Linked DNA regions of Homo sapiens: region 1 is linked to region 2. The links are chromatin contacts, found by Hi-C or POLR2A ChIA-PET in ENCODE. All regions are on one chromosome and are shown on one strand. The core of a region is the stretch at or near the end of the contact, and the rest is flanking DNA. Distances in the headings are between cores, read along the strand shown. Region 1 overlaps SYK (spleen associated tyrosine kinase). Region 2 has its middle 86 kb from the start of MIR4290HG.

Region 1 (5,538 bases), core at 724-3,223, 750 kb before region 2:
CTAAGCATTCTAATTTCCTAATTTTAAAAAGCAAGTGATAGTACAGAGGTCAAAACTGCATAGCAAAACCCTCTCTCTGGGTTTGGGATTCAGGGGGCACACAGCGGAGTCTGGTTATCTTCTGCTGATGTCACCTGTGTGAGGTCTCATTGGGGTGGAGAGGGGGACATGATTTCAGTGAAAACTGATTTCATGACACTACAGTGGATCACAAGGAGACATTCAGGACATCAATCTGGAGACCATAAGGTGCCCTGGCACTTCTCTTCCAAATGATACAACTGATTATACTTCTGTTTCCATCACCTTGTGTGCTATTTTAAAATTTTGATCTTACAAGTCATGAACAATACAACCATGTGTGTTATTTCAGGTTTCTTCTGAATTTTGAACTGATGAAAAAAGTAAACCTTTGACAAATCTTAAATGCAATGAAATTTAGGCTGTCTTCAGAATAACCTAGATACATGCATAAATAGGTAGTGTATACTTTTTTCTGGTCATAAAACTAGGGGCATATTCTTTGAGCACTGTACTTTTTAATTTTTCTACCTAACCATGTATAGTAGACATATTTCTAGGTCAGCACATGCAAATAAGTCACTTTTAAAAGGGTTGCATTGTGAGCTTCCTGTGAATCTGCTATGACTGATTGGACCAAACCCTGCGGAGCAGTCGTCAGGCAGTTTCCAGATTTTTGCCGTGGCAGCCCGTGCTAGAGTGCACATTACCAGATGTGTGTGTTTGCTCTCGGAAGGAGCTGCTGGATCAAAGAACACCTGTGTTTTTCAGTTGTGATGCTGCACAAATCTACCCTGTCACGCATGGTTTCCCGAGTGCCAGCGTTCGTTTGCTTCCACAGCTAGCACTTTTCTTTGATCTTGTTTCACTTTTTATTCCTTTTTTTTTTTGAGACAGAGTCTTGCTCTGTTGGCCAGGCTAGAGTGCAGTGGCACGATCTCAGCTCACTGCAACCTCCACCTCCCGGGCTCAAGCAATTCTCCTGCCTCAGCCACCAGAGTAGCTGGGATTACAGGTGCCTGCCACCATGCCTGGCTAATTTTTGTGTTTTTAGTAGAGACGGGATTTCACCATGTTGGCCAGGCTGGTCTCGAACTCCTGACCTCAGGTAATCCACCCACCTCAGCCTCCCAAAGTGCTGGGATTACAGGCGTGAGCCACCACGCCCGGCCCACTTTTTATTCTTTTCCATTTCACTTTGCTTTGTTTTCATACAGAAATCTTCCACTACCCTATCTTTTCGGTAGTTTTGTCTCTTTTTGCTGCTTCCAAGATGGCTTTTATTTCCCTAGTGGCTTTTTTTCTTCATTGATTGTCCAAAGACAATCTTTGGTTTACTTTTTAGTTTAGTTTACTTTTTAATGGTATGCTGTTTAATATCTACAGCAGTTTTAGAATTGGCCCCATGTTCTTTGACTCTTTGACACTTCTCCTCAAAAGGGTGGTTCTATCTATCCCATCCTTTGAAGCTGGTGGCCTTGGCTGCTCTGACCAATAGGATCAGGTGGAAGTGACCCTGAGGTAGTTTCTGGGCCTGGTTTTATAGGCCTGGCAGCCCCCACTTCCTGCCTCTTGGGTAACTGCTCTCAGCCCGCAGCTGCCATGCTGCCCAAGGGAAGCATGGGCCCAAGGGAAGCCCAAGGGCCCCAAGGAGAGGCCATGTGCAGGTGAGCTGGCTGACAGCCCCGCAGAGGTCTCCAGCATGGGCTGTGTCTAACCAGCTGCTCAGTGGCTGAGTAGTGTGAGTGAGCAGAGTGGAAACGGTCCTCCTGTCCCTCGGGCCACTGTGCAATCCCCTGTGTGAGCAGACGCACTGAACCCTGCCTACCTGGCCCTGCCCACACAGCAGGACGGCAGGGAAACCAACACCTGGTGGTGTTTTTGGCAGTAAGTTTGGGGTGATTTGTTATACAGCAGTGGATAAGGTGCCCAGCATTCATGTTTCATTTTCTCTATCTCCTCTGTGTCCTTGTTTCAGACAGGCTGTCTTCTTTTCTGTAATGATCATGATGAGGTACATCCAGCATTACAACAGGCTTCTTTCTCCAGCATGTCCCATGCTGGTCATCCTAGGCTGCTGTCTTCCTTGCTCTGTTTCCCTGCTATTTCTATCCAGGCCCATGCTGATGCCTTTCTCACAGTGGTTCACCTCTGAAGGGGCTTCCTTCTGGGAAGCTACTGTATGAAGAATGGGGTGAGGAGGGCCAGCCTGACCCCTGCTGTACTCTCGCCTGGCCTTTGTGCTCAAGATGGTGGAGTCTGCCTGCCTGCCTGGGAGCTTGGCTCTTGTGGCTTACCCTTCATGCAGTCCCTTTGCTGGCCGAGGTCCACCATTCCCCATCACCTACCAGTCCATGGACTGCCTCTTAGGGAAAGGTGAGTGGGTGGGTATTGTCACTCAGGGTGGGGTCTCTGACCACTGCAGGGCATGAAACACAGGATCCTATCTGCCACCCACTAGGTAGATTTTGAAGGTCTGCCATCTATTTCTGAGCATGTGGACTTCACCAGAGACTAGCAGGGTTGTTAACCTGCCTTCGGCACCCTCTTTGACTCAGTGGGATTGGTGCCATCACGTTTTCCAGTTGGTTAACATAGACCCTAGGTATACACCACAGATGAGTTAATATGAAGATAGAGCTTTCTTATCTTTTCTTCTTTTAGTTGTTATTGGTTCATTTGAGGGTTCAGAGAGGGGTCAAGTTATATTAGCAAGGGGATTGGTCACTGTGAAATTATTTTTTAGGAAGTCCAAACCTGCACCCAGAACTAGTTTCTACTTTATGTTTTGCTGGAAGTCCACCCTTAATTCTTGATAATCTCTGCCTCACCAAACCAAGGGGCATATTTCTTTTAGCTTCAGTCACATAACTATCTAGATCTCTTCTTTCCAGCACTGCATCTATTTTTTGACACTTCAACTCTTCTGGATACCAGTTAAGCCAATAGAACAATTTCTACATATGTAGTGGACATACACAGATGACGAGTTTATTTGGTAAATCTTCACTTTCTAACTTTTGCATGTATAGGTAGGTGTTCATTAGAAAGTTATTTTGGAATAGCTCCAAGCTGCAATATTGGAGCTCTGAACTGCAGTACTGGAGCTCCAAGCTCCAATAGCTCCATGCTGTGGGACAGTGTTCCACCACATGTTATGAAATGTCCTATCAGAAAAGGATGCCATGGATGAATCTGGTTTGAGAAATGCAGTGCAGTAAACCCTCTACTGAGATTCGTAATGTTAAGTAGCATGAAAAGGGCTTCGGGGAAATCCTGCAAGAATCAAGCTGTCCAATGCAAACTTTTCAAATTAACTTAATGAAGGAATCCCATTCTTCTTTTTTCAAAACAAATCTTCACTTAATACCTCGATTCCTGATCATTCCATGAAACATAATTTAGAATATACTACTTTGAGTAAATCTCAAGGTGTGATATTATTTTTATTTTTTAAACAGTAAAATCAAAGATTATAAGAACATATCTTACATAGTTATTTTTCAGTAGCAAAACTGCTTTTTGAAACCATACCAATAATAAAATAAAGAAAACGTACATTTATCTTGCATTTTTTACCACCTGCTGCTCTGAATATTAGCTAAGTTGTACTTACCTTGTAGTAGTTTTCATCAGCACGCAGTGCTTTGGAAAGTCCGAAATCACTGATCTTGGCGTAATGTTGGGTAACTAGCAACACATTTCTTGCAGCCAGATCTCTGTGCACAAAATTGCTCTCCTCCAAGTACTTCATGCCCATGGAAACCTGATGAACCAGTTCTATGATGTTCTTATCCTTGACATGTCTGAAAGTCATAATGATCTCATCAGCTATAACAGACAGTGACCCATTTCACAACAAACAACCATGCTCCTCACGCAGGCAGTGGGTGAATCTACTCCTTCCCTCTTCTTAAACAACAAAACTCACGAGTGGTGACAAATAACTTTGTTAGCATATAGCTCTTCAGGACTCAATGCCATATTCTCCTGGTGTTCAATGGGATTGAGTTTCCTGGCATGCTTGGAATTGCAAGAAAAGCAGTATAACAGAGTAGTCAGGCCTGGCTCACAGATAGCCAGGCACCACCTCAAATCCTTGTTCCAGTATCACACAGGTCACAGAACTAACCCTGAGAATCAGTTTCTCACCTACAAAGTCAGGGTAAGAACACCTCCCTTCCATGGAGACTAAAGAGACAATCTAAGTACAAACGTAGCACAGCAAATGAGGCAAGCTCCTCGGTGGCCATCATTCTGTCTTACTCCAAGTGAGTTTCTTCATCTCAACAACAGCTTTAGATGAGAAGAACACAATTACTCCCTTGATGGATGTAATCAATTAGCAGTGATTGGTATTTTCAGAAGTCATCACTCATGAGAACATAAGGTCAGCCAAACAGATAAGACTTAACTGTCACCTCTTAGAAAAGCATTTATTTAAAATGTTTCTTTAAAAAGAAAGTGTTCTTCCCAGTGAGAAAGGAGATTCCATGTCAAGATATTCTGAGGCTGAGTCTATCACTAGGCCAAGACTGAATGACTACAGGAAGAAAAAAAAGACAAAACTGTCAAATGAGTTCTTCTCTGAACAACTAGAGCTAACAGAGCTGAATCCAAAGACTATGTCTCCCTGTCCCTCTGTCAAGGTCCCTGAGTATGGACCAATAAAGGAAGGCACAGGAGGGTGGGAAGGCTTCCCAAGGAAATCAGGCTGCTCGGCCCATCCAGGGGTGGGCCCTGTCCCTTAGGGGATAGCTTCCAGATGTGTGGGGGCACCTGACAATACCTGTTCTGCTGCAAATACTTATTGAGGGGACCAAGTTCTGCCATCTCCATAACCAGCATCCAGGACTCGGCCTCGCATATCCCGATCATCCGCACGATGTACGGGTTGTCCAGCTGCTGCATGACATTTGCTTCTGCTAATAACTCATCTTTAAGAGCGGGGTCATTGGCCTCGTTTTTCAGTATTTTCACAGCCACGGTTTTCACAACTCTGCAAGAGAAATCATAACACACAAGAAACTTTCCAAAATGCCTCACTTCTAGATAATCTTATCCTGTGAAGCATAATCCCCCTGTGGAAACAGTCCCACGGAAATACCTGCCACAGAGTGGCAATGTGTCTTCAGAAGCCTGTAATGGATGGCTGGCCTTCCAACCTATATTCCCTTATTTTATAGACAATGAGAGTAATACTCCATTACTAAAAAAGAATGGTGGGGGCTGGGCATGGTGGCTCATGCTGACAATCCCCATACTTTGGGAGGTTGAAAGGGGAGGATTGCTTGAGGTCAGAAGTTCAAGGTCAGCCTGGGCAACATAGTGAGACCCCCATCTCTAAAAAAAATCACCCAGGTGTGACAGTGCAAGCCTGTAGTCCCAGCTGCTCGGGAGGCTGAGGTGGGAGAATCACTTGGACTCAGGAGTTCAAGGCTGCAGTGAGCTTCTTGCCACTTCACTCCAGCCTGGGTGACACAGTGAAACACTGTTTCTAAAAAATAATATAAAATA
Region 2 (5,105 bases), core at 1,061-3,560:
CATCCCCCCTCGCTTTTCCAAGGTTGGCATGCATGCTCATGCTACTTATTTCTGACCTCTCAATCCTGGGTGCTAATGTGTCAGTTAGGCCAGGCTGCCTCCCTTCCCTCTCCTCCTTCATATGTTATCTTCATGTTGGGTTTCTCCTTCCCCGTTGTGCATGGTGTCTCCTGTGTAAATTATGCTCAGGACTGTTCTAAAAGGCCATGAAAGCAGTTCTAAAGTGAACATTTTTCACGTCCTGATGCCTGTCTCCTGATAGCTTCTCCTTCCTGTCCAAATATTAAAGTAGTTATCTGCATTCATTTCAGCTTCCTCCCAATCTGTCCTCCAGCTCTGCAGTTTGATTGAAATTCTTCTTCCAGAATTGGACAGAAACCTCAACAAGGGCAGAACTTTCCCCAGCCCTCCTGCTCCTTTCCTCCTCTGGTGACTAGGCACACACGCAGCCTCCATGGATCTCTGTTTCGTGGGTTCTCCTCCATTCTTTCTGCCTCCTTTCTTGACCTGCTGCCTCTTTTGGTCTTCTTATTGCATGGTCCCCAAAGCCTCTTTCCCTCATTTCCTGAATATTCTCTAATGGAATCCTGCCAAATCCCTGCCTTTCCCTGGATTTCACTCCTGAGCACCCAGCCAGAACTTTCCTGTTGGTTTAATCATCTGGATGTGCCAGAGTGCCACCAGCTCATATACCCTCCTCTCCATGAATCTACCTTGCATTGAATGGGCCACTCCGCAGCAATGCCAGCCTGTTTTCTCTCAGCAAACATGCCCTCTGCTCTTCTGTTTCCAGAGCCGAGCCATCTGTCCTTCAGATATGGAAGCCAGAAGATCACTTCCATCGGCACAATGTCCACTTTACTGCTGACCATAAGACGAGTGGTCTCTGTGTTTGCTAATCTGTGTTATCAAGCTGTTCATGCATAAGGACCTCCATGATGCTAGATTCCATCCATTTGCACACAGTTTACCACTCCATTACTAGTTATCACTGCAGAAAGAACTTGGTCCAGGTTCTATTCCATCTGGAGCATAATTTTGAAAGACCTTCATATTCCCAGACAATCAGTCCTGAGGAATGAACAAATACATGCCCTCTATGGCCTGAGATGGCCACTAATAAGGGTCAACCCCACATGGCTGGCGCCTAGCTACAAAAGAAGGTCACACTAATCAAGGCCAGGTAGTGGTCAGACAGGAGGAGCCCAGCCCTTCTTGGGGAAGGACATGCAGACCTCTGGAATTAGGTCAGAGTGAGAGAACTAGATTGTGGGTTGTTATACAACCACAAATAAAGAGGAACAATTCCCAACATGTCATAAATAGCAACTGAAAACAAATATGTCAACTTCGATTTCCTGGGAAATACTGTCCTTTTTATCTGCTGTTTATTGTGTGCTCCAAAACGCTCGCCTGAAGACATTTTTAAAGGGATTTTTTTTAGAGTACTCTAAACAATGTAAAACTGAATACATTCTATATTTTCAACCCCTATGCCAATCTTCAATTGGAAAAAGCTTTCAGGTTAATCAGCAGGAATGTTCCCAATTCAACAGGCGATTCAGTGACTGTTTATATGGGTTGCTTTTTATAGCACACGGCTTACTATGTACATGGGCAGTGGGAACAGTAGTCCATACCAGGGACAGAGCATCCTGTCGCTGGCACTGAGGAGCCTCCTCCAGGAGAGGAGAAGGGCTGCTTTCCCACCTATCTCTTCATGCCTTGGGGCAGGATGTGGGATTTGAGTTGCTTCTCCATTTATGGGGACAGGTCACACCAAACTTTGTGCACCCTCTTGCCCTGCCCTGTTTGTGATTGAGGCACTGACCGGAATCATGTCCTTCATCACACCCAAACCCTTGGCACTGGGGACCTAAGAGACCCTCTGAGCCCCCTCCTTTCATGTGTGCTGGGGGGTGGGGAGGCTGCTAAACTCATTCAGAATAGAGAGGCTGAAAACCTCTCAGAATGGCACTGTGAGATCAAGCATTTAATCCTACCTCCTTCGCCCACATAGAAATCATAGGTAACACAAAAAATAAGGTAAAAACAGGCACACATAGTTTCATGGATCAGAAATGGGTCAGAAACATAGAGGGAAGCTTGAGGCCTGAGACAGCAAGCTGCAGCCTCATAGCCTTCAGAAGTGGAAAGAGACAGAGGTGTGATCTCTTACACTCCTGAGAGACAACCACACTGAAAGCACGCTGTTTGTGTGGAGGATGAGAACTAGGTGTACTGCATAAGGCTGCTGAAGCTAGCGCTGGTGACACAGGCCATACCCGGGGAGCGGAGGGCACAGGCTGCTCAGCAGACACATGCATAGTGCCAGGACCTGGCCAAGCCACTGCTACCTCGAGAACTTGATCTCAGATATACTGAGTGTCACTCCAGGACAGGAAGCTCAGGCTGTCCATACAGGAACTGTGGCCTTTATGAAGCCATAGGGATAAGGTGATGAGAGCAATAATGAAGCTTCTAAAACATCTGGGGTGATTACAGAGAAAAAACTAAAATTTCTTCTTCAAGATGCATTTGCAAAATAAAATTCTGACCACACAGCAGAAACCAACACTAACCAGGCAGCAAATACAGCAGAGTATTCACTCAAGACTAGCAAAGTAGCCCAACACAGCTGTATATTACAGCTGTAATATAATTTTTTCATATCTTCTGAAAGACAAAAGAGGGATATAGCTGCATTGAAAAATATTATGAAGGAAAGCACAGGGAACATGTGTACCTAAAAAGTAATCAATTAGAAATGTTAGAAATGGCAAATATAGTCATTGAAATTTAAAAAACTCTTGAAAGACAGTATAAACATTATCTATCATTTTTCTCTTTAAAAGAAAGAATATTCAGGCCAGGTGTGGTGGCTCACTCCTGTAATCCCAGCACTTTGGGAGGCCGAGGTGGGTGGATCACGAGGTCAGGAGATCGAGACCATCCTGGCTAACATGGTGAAACCCCATCTCTACTAAAAATTCAAAATAATTAGCTGGGCATGGTGGTGGGTGCCTGTAGTCCCAGGTACTCAGAAGGCTGATGCAGGAGAATGGCATGAATCTGGGAGGCGGAGCTTATAGTGAGCCAAGATCGCACCACTGCACTCCAGCCTGGGCAACAGAGCGAGACTCCATCTGAGGGAAAGAAAGAAAGAAAGAAAGAAAGAAAGAAAGAAAGAAAGAAAGAAAGAAAGAAAGAGAGAGAGAGAGAGAAAGGAAGGGAGGGAGGGAGGGAGGGAAGGGAGGGAATATTCAGTAAATAAGAAGATAAACTAAATAATATCTGCCTACACAGCACAGAAAGAGAAAACAGTTGAAGATATAAACTCATGTTTGAAAAACTCACTGAGAATTTTTCAGACTGGAGGAAGAAATGAATAACAAGGTAAAGAAAAATTAGCCTAGTCATATTGGGGTAAAGCAAAAGGCTATTAAAGAAAAAAAAGTTTTTAAAACTACCAGAGAAAAAAGACCCACAAAGGACTGGCAATTAGCAGATTTGTCATTAGTGGCAATAGATACCAGAAGACAATAAAATCATTTCAGTCTTAAAATCACCACTTCCAATCTAGAATTCTGTATGTTGAATAGAAAGCATTAACCAGAGAAAAATCTGTTGAACAGGAGAAGGGAAAAATGCATCAGGATTAGAGAAGAGAAACTGAGAATTAAAATACATAAATTCAAGAGAATCTAATCTTGGAAAGGGAGAGAAAAAGCAAGGAGGGAAAATAGGCGAAACTGGAGAGTGCCTCTCATTCTTTTCATCACTATAGAGATGGTCCCCAACAGCATATAGCGTCTCATGAAGCTTTATTACATATTCACGCTCTTTTTGACCTTGTAACTTGACCCTGCACCTTACTATAAAAGCATTATAATAATAATATGTCCACATGAAAATGAACCAAACAATATTTGGGAATTAAGCAGCACTCTGGAGAAAGGTCTAATTTGGAAGACGTTCATATCGTAGACCCAGAAGGAGATCATAAGGAAATGATATAATGTATGTGGCAAAAGGGGTAATTAATTCTCAGTGCTTGCTCACCTGCTTCATGTTTAGACAGAAACTTCAGGGCTCAGGGACAGGAAAATTCAGCTGCTTCTCTCCTGGGGCTTTGTGGAGGATTCAGAGCAATGCAAGTAGCCTGTTGTTTGAATTGCATTCTAGGGTCAGGGTTTGTCAAGAAATACAGAAGTAGAGAGCGTCATTGTTAACCCTGTACCTACTTAAACTATCTTTCAAGAATGAGGATGAAGTAGAAACATTTTCAAACATAGAAAGATACAAAGTAGATTAACATCCAGAAAACCTTCCTAAAGAGAGGGTAGAGAGTTCCAGAGAAATGAGTGAAATACAGGTAACACAAGAAAGAAAAGATTTTGTAAACCTTTTTGTAACATCTAATGAGCTCATCATAGTTTAAAAAATAGTAATAACAGCAATTTTGTTTCGAAGAAACAGTAAAATTAAAATTTTTTGAAGTAATAAGAAGATTTAGTGGATAGTAAAAGCACATAAAGTTCCTTGTTTGCTCAGAAGAAGGATCAAGGATCTAAAATAAAAATATGTTTCCCCATTTAGGCATGCCTTAAAATCTCATCAGCGACTGTTTTCTAGGTAGAACATTTAAATTTCATAGAATGAATATCTATCTGTATCTATATAGATATATATCTCATACTTTGGTTAATGTTTATATGAATAAAACTTGTATTTAGATTCCCTAAATTCAACATAGTATATTAACCAAAATGATATATAGCAAAAGCCTTGGGTTCCCTTCCAAATACAATTGGTCTAACATGATAGTCATCTTTAGCCATTTTAAAAACCCTTCAATGTGCACTAGAGATGTTGCAAATGCCAAGCAAAGACATAATGCTGAATTCAAAGCAACTGTTTGCTAATTATCATGTTAATTAGTAATCCAAAAGCAATACTTTAACAATTTTGCATCTTAACACCAACTTCATTATTTATTGGATGTGTGTGTGTGTGTGTGTGCACTTTGCTTTAGGACATTCACTAGTGGTTTTAGTTGATGTGTAACATCTTATACTTTTACCGAATGGAAATAATGAAAAGGA

Evidence for each region. Hi-C counts contacts between places; a loop is a spot of excess contacts on that map. ChIA-PET counts read pairs that join two places held with the same protein, here RNA polymerase II (POLR2A). Pooled maps may share reads with other maps.
Region 1: a loop to region 2 is called in a map of astrocyte of the cerebellum, with 5 times the contacts of the local background. The contact joins two enhancer-like sites. A Hi-C loop is called at or near these places in 6 of 168 maps with a recorded cell type or tissue (CD14-positive monocyte, Right ventricle myocardium inferior, adrenal gland and 3 more) and 3 of 50 pooled maps. POLR2A ChIA-PET finds 5 or more read pairs at or near these places in 1 of 52 experiments (WTC11).

Annotation. Positions count from the first base shown.
Region 1 is chr9:90,877,053-90,882,590 of GRCh38, reverse strand. It overlaps SYK (spleen associated tyrosine kinase), which reads right to left. Exons shown (of 14, transcript NM_003177.7): 10 at 4,811-5,020; 11 at 3,638-3,827. Among named protein-coding and RNA genes, the nearest start is that of SYK, 78 kb to the right of the region's middle. RefSeq lists a silencer at 2,227-2,439. Within about 2 kb of position 1,973, at least 3 of the 41 ENCODE cell types and tissues checked have a DNase peak (open chromatin) inside an H3K27ac peak, as active enhancers do.
Region 2 is chr9:90,125,321-90,130,425 of GRCh38, reverse strand. No RefSeq gene overlaps it. Among named protein-coding and RNA genes, the nearest start is that of MIR4290HG, 86 kb to the right of the region's middle. Within about 2 kb of position 2,310, at least 3 of the 41 ENCODE cell types and tissues checked have a DNase peak (open chromatin) inside an H3K27ac peak, as active enhancers do.